Regions from separate parts of the Mus musculus genome. Here regions 1 and 2 are each linked to region 3. The links are chromatin contacts, found by Hi-C or POLR2A ChIA-PET in ENCODE. All regions are on one chromosome and are shown on one strand. Each heading gives the region's core, a stretch centred on a gene start or an enhancer-like site at or near the end of the contact. The rest is flanking DNA. Distances are from core to core; before and after follow the strand shown. Region 1 holds the start of 8430429K09Rik (RIKEN cDNA 8430429K09 gene). Region 2 holds the start of Limk2 (LIM motif-containing protein kinase 2). Region 3 holds the start of Drg1 (developmentally regulated GTP binding protein 1).

Evidence for each region. Hi-C counts contacts between places; a loop is a spot of excess contacts on that map. ChIA-PET counts read pairs that join two places held with the same protein, here RNA polymerase II (POLR2A).
Region 1: POLR2A ChIA-PET joins it to region 3 with 19 read pairs in embryonic stem cell. The contact joins the promoter of 8430429K09Rik here to the promoter of Drg1 in region 3. POLR2A ChIA-PET finds 5 or more read pairs at or near these places in 4 of 5 experiments (Patski and embryonic stem cell).
Region 2: a loop to region 3 is called in a map of v-Abl transformed pro-B cells, with 2.0 times the contacts of the local background. The contact joins the promoter of Limk2 here to the promoter of Drg1 in region 3. A Hi-C loop is called at or near these places in 1 of 37 maps with a recorded cell type or tissue (v-Abl transformed pro-B cells). POLR2A ChIA-PET finds 5 or more read pairs at or near these places in 3 of 5 experiments (Patski and embryonic stem cell).

Annotation. Positions count from the first base shown.
Region 1 is chr11:3,451,002-3,453,701 of GRCm38, forward strand. It overlaps 8430429K09Rik (RIKEN cDNA 8430429K09 gene), which reads left to right and starts at 1,436. Exons shown (of 4, transcript NR_028317.1): 1 at 1,436-1,739. It overlaps Rnf185 (ring finger protein 185), which reads right to left and starts at 1,955. Exons shown (of 7, transcript NM_001290472.1): 1 at 1,208-1,955.
Region 2 is chr11:3,407,793-3,410,590 of GRCm38, forward strand. Limk2 (LIM motif-containing protein kinase 2) reads right to left here and starts at 1,446. Exons shown (of 16, transcript NM_010718.4): 1 at 1,254-1,446. The coding sequence starts at 1,269. It overlaps Gm51879 (a long non-coding RNA gene), which reads left to right. Exons shown (of 2, transcript XR_003949624.1): 1 at 1-1,609; 2 at 1,955-2,798.
Region 3 is chr11:3,265,070-3,267,769 of GRCm38, forward strand. Drg1 (developmentally regulated GTP binding protein 1) reads right to left here and starts at 1,394. Exons shown (of 9, transcript NM_007879.2): 1 at 1,200-1,394. The coding sequence starts at 1,241.

The DNA.
Region 1 (2,700 bases), core at 186-2,685, 190 kb after region 3:
GGAGGAGAGTCCAGAAGGGAAGACAAAGAAATGTCACATTCTGTAGGCATAATGGTACTAAGTAACGAGTGATCCTGGCACTCTTTAAGACTGAAACAGCAGGATCCGGGTTCAAGGCCAACTACAAAAGGAGCTTGAGGACAGCCTGAGATCCCTGAGACCCTGTCTCAGACCACAAAAGAAGTATCACATACACTCTGAAGACAGAGTTATCAGTGGAGAGGTAAGAGTCACAATAAATACTAATACGAGCCTTTTAAATTGGAAAGGGCCGCCTCCTGTATACTTCCTTTCCCAAGGAGACAGTCAATCCCCATCAGTCGTCACCTCTGATAATTCTTCCGTTAAATTCTTAATAGTAAGTACACATGTGTCTTCCCCCTAGAACCTACCTATTAATCGTAGCTGTACCTCTTTCAGCTACAAAGATCAAGCAGGAGGCCTCTTTGCCATAACTCCCCCACCCAACCCCCACCCCCACCCCGCGCCAGCTTTTAAAGATAGTTAGTTATTCTCCTCCGGCGTTCTTTCCTAAGCTAGAAGTTTCATAGAATCGAGCCGGCTCCAGCTGCCTCGAATCGAGTACCGCATTCACAGCGGGACCGCACTTCGGATGAGCAGGCTTCAAACACGAGTAGGACTCCAGAGGAGAACGTTCAAAATAAGGTTTCCTAGGATCCAGACCCAGATTCGAAACAAGCTGTGGGAAAAGCCCAGGGCTGGAGAGCCGGCATCCCGGAGGGTTTCGGAGCAGGTGCTGTGGAGGCCCACGCTTTTGAGACAGCTGTGCCCGGTTGTACAGCTGTGGGAACTAGGTTCAGGGAGGTCAAAGACTTGGCCTCGAACGCACAGTGAGCTGCAGGCAGCGAACTCAAGTCCAGGTCTCCTACGCTTCACCCCAAATCTGTTCACCGCATTCCTCATCTTTCCACTCCACCAAATCGCCACCCACGAGAGAGGCGGTCCCGCCCCCGAGGCTACGGGAGTCAGGACGAGCCCCGTCTGGAAGGGGAGCTTGTGCGCACCCTTCTTTCCCTTTTCTGGGGCCTTAGTTTGCCCAATCTGTACCCACGGATGCCAGTCTGACCTTCCTTCTGGGACCTGGACAGAGCCAGACTGGATGACTCCTGGCCCTTGGCTTCAGATCCCTGAGCCTGGGAAGGGGGTCCCATGCCTCCCGGGCCCGCCGTCCCAGCTCGTCACCTACCTGCCGCCGCGGTAGAGCGAGCGCCAGCGACGCCAGCTGTCCGTTCCCCCGTCCCGGAGTAGCCGAGCCAGTCTTAGAGACGCGTCAGTCAGAAAGATTGAACCTCCGACCCCTCCTACCGGGAACTTGGTCACCTGACGCGGAGCCGCCTCTAGTAGAACAACTTCCGGTTCCAGCCGGAAAAGGCTGGTGTGCAGCGCTGCTCTCCGGCCCAGGCGCCCGGCTGGTAAGTTCCGCCCCGGGACAGGAAGGGGAGGGCGTCTGGTCTTTCCGTAGGGTTTCCTAGCGCTGGAAGAGGAGGGAAGGCAGCTCGGTGGATGGGCGAGCTCGCCTCGCCCGCGTGAAGACGTGGGAATAAATATGTGCGTACCCGCCAGCTAATCATAGCATTCATTCGGGTGATGGGTCAGAACTTCAATGTCGTTTTCGAAGCAGGCTTGGGATACATGGGACCGTGTCGCAAAAATAATGGGCGGATGAAAAAGCCAGTTCTAGAAATACCAGTTTGGAATGCCTTGTACAAGAAAGTAAGGTCAGTGGTTGTTCTGTTTTATAAAGAAGAAGAACAGGAGGAGGAGGCATGGGAAGTGGAGTAGGAAAGGGAGTAGAGAATGAGGAGAAGGGAGAGAGGCCGGCCAGGAACGCGTGAAGAGAGAGGGCGGAGGGGGAAGGGGGCAAAGAGTAAGGGAGAGGAGGGGGCGAACAGCCCCTTTTATAGTAAGCCGGGCATACCTCGCTGTTGCCAGGTAACTGTGGGGCGGAGCCTAGAAGGAATGCTAACAGTGGTGATGGATGAGAATGTGCAAAACGACCCAGGAGCTCTCTTGAAGACTCTACTAGCCAAATCTGTGAAATTTCAGTATCAAAATAATAAAGGTAATAAGAGTATAACTAATTGGAGCCCATGAGATGGTTCAGAGGTAAAGATGTTTGCTGCCAAGCCTGTCAACTCTAGTTCAGTCCCCAGAAACCCAGCGGTGGAAGGAAAGGAGTCTGGCAAGTTGTCATCAGACCTTCACATGTATACAGAGACACTTAATAAATACATGGTAATTTATTTTAAAACTAATTAGATGAACTTGTAACCAATGAGGGATTGTTTTTTTTTTACAGTAGCAAGTGCATTTATTATATTTAAAAATAACTAGAAAAATTGGTGTTTTAGCTTTCCATATATAAAAACATGTGAGTCCAGTGCAACAGTGCTCAGTGCAGGTGAGTGATTTTGCTGTGCAGCTCCTACAAAGCTGCATAGCTGTGCTGTTGCAGGGGTGGGGGGAGTGGGGGGTGGAGAGCCGGCACACCTCATTCTGTAGAACAAGAAGGGACTTCCGTCCTGCCTCGGACAAGCAGTAGCAGTAGCATTCCTGTGTGTAAGCTGAGGTAGGGCTGGCACACCGGCCTTGTATCCTGTACTGGATGGCTTTCAGCTTCTGCTTGCCAGTGTGAAAGCCCAAACGCCAGATGGCAGGTGAGCCTGCATCCTCTCCCCA
Region 2 (2,798 bases), core at 196-2,695, 140 kb after region 3:
ACCTGGGATTGCAGGCATGCAGCAGGTATAGGCAGTGCTGGGGATGAAACCCCTTGCTTTGTGCAAGCCTTCTACCAAGTGAACCACATCCCATCCAACTCAATTTTAAAAAAATTATTTATTTAGAGACAGGATCGTATTCTGTCGTCCAGGTTGACCTAGTTAGTACGCCACACACAGACCAAGCAATTCTCCTGGCTCTGTCTAGTCTGGGATTACAGGTGTGCAATCACCACTACCAGCCAGGAAAAAAAATTAAGGGAAGAGACAGACGAATTTCCGCTCCATGCTTTCCTTCTCCAGAGCATATTATCACCAATAAGGTCTGAAATTCCATGTTCCCGTAGTGAGGAAGTGACCCACTGGCGGCCCGGTCCTTGAATTCAGGATGGAGGAAGTGACTGTCCACCGGCCCAAAGCCAGGAAGTGGAGGCACATATTCAGTCCCTCCCCCACCCCTAAAATTCTCCCTTGGCCTTTCTAGAAAACTTTTGGAAGTCGACCCTGGTAGACCCAGAAACTGAGCCACTCACACCGGTGGCTGGGAATAAGGCGGCAGAAAGTTCATGATGCCGCGGGGCAGGAAGCTGCAAGATGATTCGTGAAGGGATTTACAGGCCCAGCTAAGCCAATTCTGAAATTTCCTTCACTCAACTCTTCCCCTCAAGGTGCGGAGCTATTAATCTGCTGGCATCAGAGACTACGCGAGGACTCAACTAGTCTCTAGGAAGACTTGAAGCTGTTCTCCACAGGAGGCAGAGGTCTTTGAGCCTCAGGAAGAACGGTCGGATGTCTTCCTATCCACATCATAAACTCCACACTCATACTCTATCTCTAGGAACCACTCCTCCCAATCCCAGAGTCCAAAGACACCTTCGAGAACTTTGGGTCTACAGAAAACCTAGAACCCAGGATAACTCGGAATCTCAAGTCCTGAACTCTGGAAGACCCTGTACTTCCCATATTTCAGAATCTCAGGTGCCTCGGCTTCCTTAGCCAGGAGACTTGCCCGGTCTGCAGATCCGAGGATCCACCTCGCGGGAATTCGCCCCACGCGCCGGCCGCAAGGAGCCCTCAGTCTTAGAACGACTGCGCTCGGACTTCCAGAGTCCCAAGACCTTCAAGTCCCGAGGGAACCATTGTGTTCGATCCTCCCCACCCTGCCAGGCTCTCGCTGAGGATTCCGGACCCAAGAAAAACCAGACAGCCAGAAACCCGCGAGCGGCGGGCTGGACGGAATGGGCCCTTCTTACCCGCCAGCGCCGCCATGGTCCAGGGCGCGGACAACACAGGAAGGACCACCCGGCAGCAGCGCCTCAGGTCCGCGCCCGCCTGCGGTCTAGAGAAGAGGCTGTCTCTGCCCCTGCAGCCGGAAGGATGCACCGCCTACGGCGCCCTGGGAGGACCAAACCGCACCTGGCACGGGGACCCGCCCCGGAGCCCCTCCCACTTAGGTTAACGACCCGCCCTGCCCCGTCCCGCCTCCCGCGCGAACTCTGCCGCATCTCTGGCGCCTGCTGGCGACTGGCGACCTCTAGAGGCGTTCGGATTGACCAGGGTGATTCAGTTTAGGCTGGAGGTCGCAACACAGGGGACCCTCGGCGCTCAGGTTAGTCCAGTTGCCCTTCTACACTACTTGAAAATGGCTCTGCTCTTCAGGTGCAGAGCGTGGGTAGGTATCACAGGTCTTTTGACTCCCAGTTTGTAATCAGCAATGTGAACACGAAGAAGCTAAGAGAAACCACTTTTGCGTGTCAAAGGCAATATGGAAATGAGGCTCCCTAGAGCAGATTATGGAGGCCAAATACCTGGGTTCCTGGAATTTTGGGTCCAGGACTCCCACTCCTTATATAAAGTCCCTGGTTGGTCAAGTCTCATAGAAAATGGCGTAAACTTTGTCTATAATCCACGCACAATCTTCATATGCTTTATTTTTTCTTTTGTTTTGCCACAGGGTCTTGAAATGCAGCCAGACTGATATTGAACTTGCCAGCCTCTTGCCTCAGCTTCTTGAGTGCTGAGATATTCTTGTTTTAAATCATCTCTAGATTGTTTATTTAAAAAAAAAAACCAAAATCTAGATGTTCTAACATAGTTATCTTATTCTGTGACTAAAATCAAGAAAGAACCGGACAGTGGTGGCACACGCCTTTAATCCCAGCACTTGGGAGGCAGAGGGAGGTGGATTTCTGAGTTCGAGGCCAGCCTGGACTACAGAGTGAGTTCCAGGACAGCCGGGGCTATACAGAGAAACCGTCTAAAAAAAAAAAAAAAAAAAAAAAAAGACGCAGCACTCTCAGCTCCTTCTCCATCGCCATGTCTACCTGTATTCTGCCATGCTTCTGGCCGGGATGATAGTGAACTAAACTTCTGAACCTGTAAGCCAGCCCCAAATAAATGTTGTCCTTTGTAAGAGTTGCTGTGGTCATAGTGTCTCTTCCCAGCATTAGAACCCTAACTATGACACTCGGTTTTAGACAATTGTTACTTCCCTCCATCAGATTTATGTACATGGGAAAAGAGTCCAGAGGATCAGGAAATGGGTAGGAATGGAGCCCAAGGAAACCAATCCTGCCTCCAACTCTCCCATCAGCTGCCTCTGGCTCTACTACTTAGGTAAACAAAACAGCACAATTCTCTGTCTTCCTGCATGGCCTTTTGTTAACAAAAGTGGCTGCTAGTTAGATGTTTCTTCCGTGGCGCCTTCATATGACCTAGGGTGCACAAGTGCTAGGGAGGGGGCTGTACCTGACTTCCTTCCTGGGAACTCACTTGAGCTGCTGGCTTCCCTCTGAGGA
Region 3 (2,700 bases), core at 144-2,643:
GTTGGCATTGAATTCATTAGTGTACCACTGGCCTCGGCCTCCTGAGCTCCACCTAAGAATTATTTTTTATCCTTAGACGCCCACAATAGAGGTGAAGGTGAACAAACTGTCTATTGAAATACTGCTTCAGGGGAAGACCAAATGGCTCATATTCACGAGCATCCAGCAAACTGCAGACTGAAGAGGATACAGGCAACTAAGTATTTTTTAAAAAGAAAAACCAAGCCTGGCTAATGTCAGCACTCTGGAGGCAGAGGCAGATCTGTCTGAGTTCAAGGCCAGCGTGATCTACACAATGGGATCCCTGACATCCAGAAGTATGTAGCAAGACCCTGTCTCCAAACAAAGGAGAGAGGTAGAGGGAGGGAGAGAGGGAAAAAATCCAGGGCCAGATAGACACACTCAAGTGCACTTGCTGCCAAACTTGGAAGACCTAAACTCAATCCCAGAAACCATGACTGAACAGAACGATTCCCCTAAGTAATGCTGAACACACACACACAGAAACATAAAAATAAACTGAATTCCCTCTCCCCTCTCCAGTTCATTCTCTTCACCACAAAAGAAACAAACGAGACCCAACGTGAAAGGACCCACGGTCATTCGAATTTCTATCCACAGAGGGAATTAAAATGCATCTGCTGATTCGTTTCTACGGTACCCAATCTAAAAGAAGGGTGTCACATTACGGACTTTAAAAAGCCCTGAAGGTCTCAGGGATGACGCGCCATCCAGGTACAATCTACTTACTCCCAGATCTTACCGTCACAACCAACGGCGTGTAAAAGGGGACCACCAGTGAGTGGCAAGTGGGCAAGGAATAACGGGACAAGACCTCAAAGCCCGTGATCGGATCACGGAGTCTGGGATATAGAAGTCGTGTGGCTCAGAGAAAAAAGCAAGAAAAACAGAAATAATGTCGAGACATGCGCCGAAAACCGGAGCAAGTGCTGGGTGTGGGATGTGGGAGGTTGCGCAGAGACGGAGCTGGCGGATGGGAGCTGAGAAGCCCAGGCCCGAGGAACTGAGGGAAGGGGCTGCATGGGGACGGGGCTGCGGCAGCGCAGGTTTAGACTACGGGGGCGATGGCAGCTGGTGGCACAGGGGTGGAAGCCAGGCCCTGACGCCGCGGACGCAACACCGGAGGAGCCGCAGCGCCGCAGAAGGGCCAGGAGAGAAGCGCCGGCTGCGCCTTTTACCTCGGCTTCGATCTCCGCGATCTTCGCTAAGGTCCCGCTCATGGTGGCGGAGGGCTTAAGGCCACACCAGCCTCCACACTGGTTAGGTCCCCCTTCTCGCGCCCGCCGCGCCTCTGGCCACCACTGCAGCGCGCAAGCGCGGGATCTGCTAAGCTCGCGACACGGTTCCGCGAGAAGTCCGCGCCGACGCTCTCGGAGATGGGCGGTCTCCGCCTTCTCCGCCGACTCCTCCCTGTCCCGCCAGCCAGCGCGGTGTCATAGAGCCCGCAGTGAGGTGACCAGAGCGGTCGCTCGGGCCAACTTCCCGGAGCGCGCCGAGGGTCGCGCGCAGCTCGGCCCCACCCCGCCGGACCTGCGCTCGCCCCTTCGACTCCCGTGCCCAGCGTGCACCTAAACCCGGCGACCATCAGAGTGCGCGCAGATACTTGGAAGCTCCCTTTCTTCATCAGGACAGACCTCGGCTTCCTGGGTTGTAGAGAGACTCAGAGGGGTGGGGGGTTGTAGAGAGACTCAGAGGGGTGGGGGGCACAATTTTTGAGGGATCCTTTGTTTACCAGGAACCCTAAAGAAGGAGTGTGGCACTCAACGAGCCACAGTTAGTGGATCGAATGAGCTCTTCCAGAGAGAGCCATTACTTGGAGAAGCTATCATGTTGAAAAGTTGGAAATTATGTTAGCACAAATTAGAAGGGAATGCATAAATAAATATAAAAGCATTTTTATTGTGTAAAATAAGGTTACAGCCACTAAAGCGTAGTGTGACTGGAAGTGAGTCCCGAATTTGTCAGATGGACAAATAGAACTGTGCCTTTTATCATTATACTCTCTAGGCTGTTTGTTAGAAATACACTTAGAGAGGCATAGGGTAGTGGTACCCACCTTTAATCCCAGCACTTGGGAGGCAGGCGGATTTCTGACTTCGAGGCCAGCCTGCTCTACAGAGTGAGTTCTAGGACAGCCAGGGCTATACAGAGAAACCCTGTCTCAAAAAAAAAAAAAAAAAAAAGTACCGGAGTGTGTCTCCTGGTGGTGCTGAGACCAAGGATCTCCTGTGTTCAAGGCAACCCTCGACTACCACACACCATGCCAGAAAGTACATTCTAGGAAATGTAGATAAACCAGATGATAGAGGCGCACGCCTTTGATCCCAGTACTCAGGAAGCAGAAACAGGTAGATCTCTGAGTTCAGTTCCAGGCCAGCCTGGTCTTCAGAGCAAGTTCCAGGACAGTCAAGGCAGAGAAAGCTATCTCGAAAAACTGGGAAAAAAATAAAATAAAAAAGGGAAAAAAAGAAAAAGGGAGGTAAAAGAATGGTTCCCATAGGAAGGTTTTTCCTGTAATGCCGAGGACTCACTCATGACACTTAGATCGGGAGGATCCCCCTGAACCCTGAGGGGAGAATTGTTTATGGGTCTGATGATGAGGGACATAGAGGGACCGACCATTTGCTTTGTGTAATTGTTTAATTGGGCTTTGGACACGGGTGCATACTTTCTTTTATC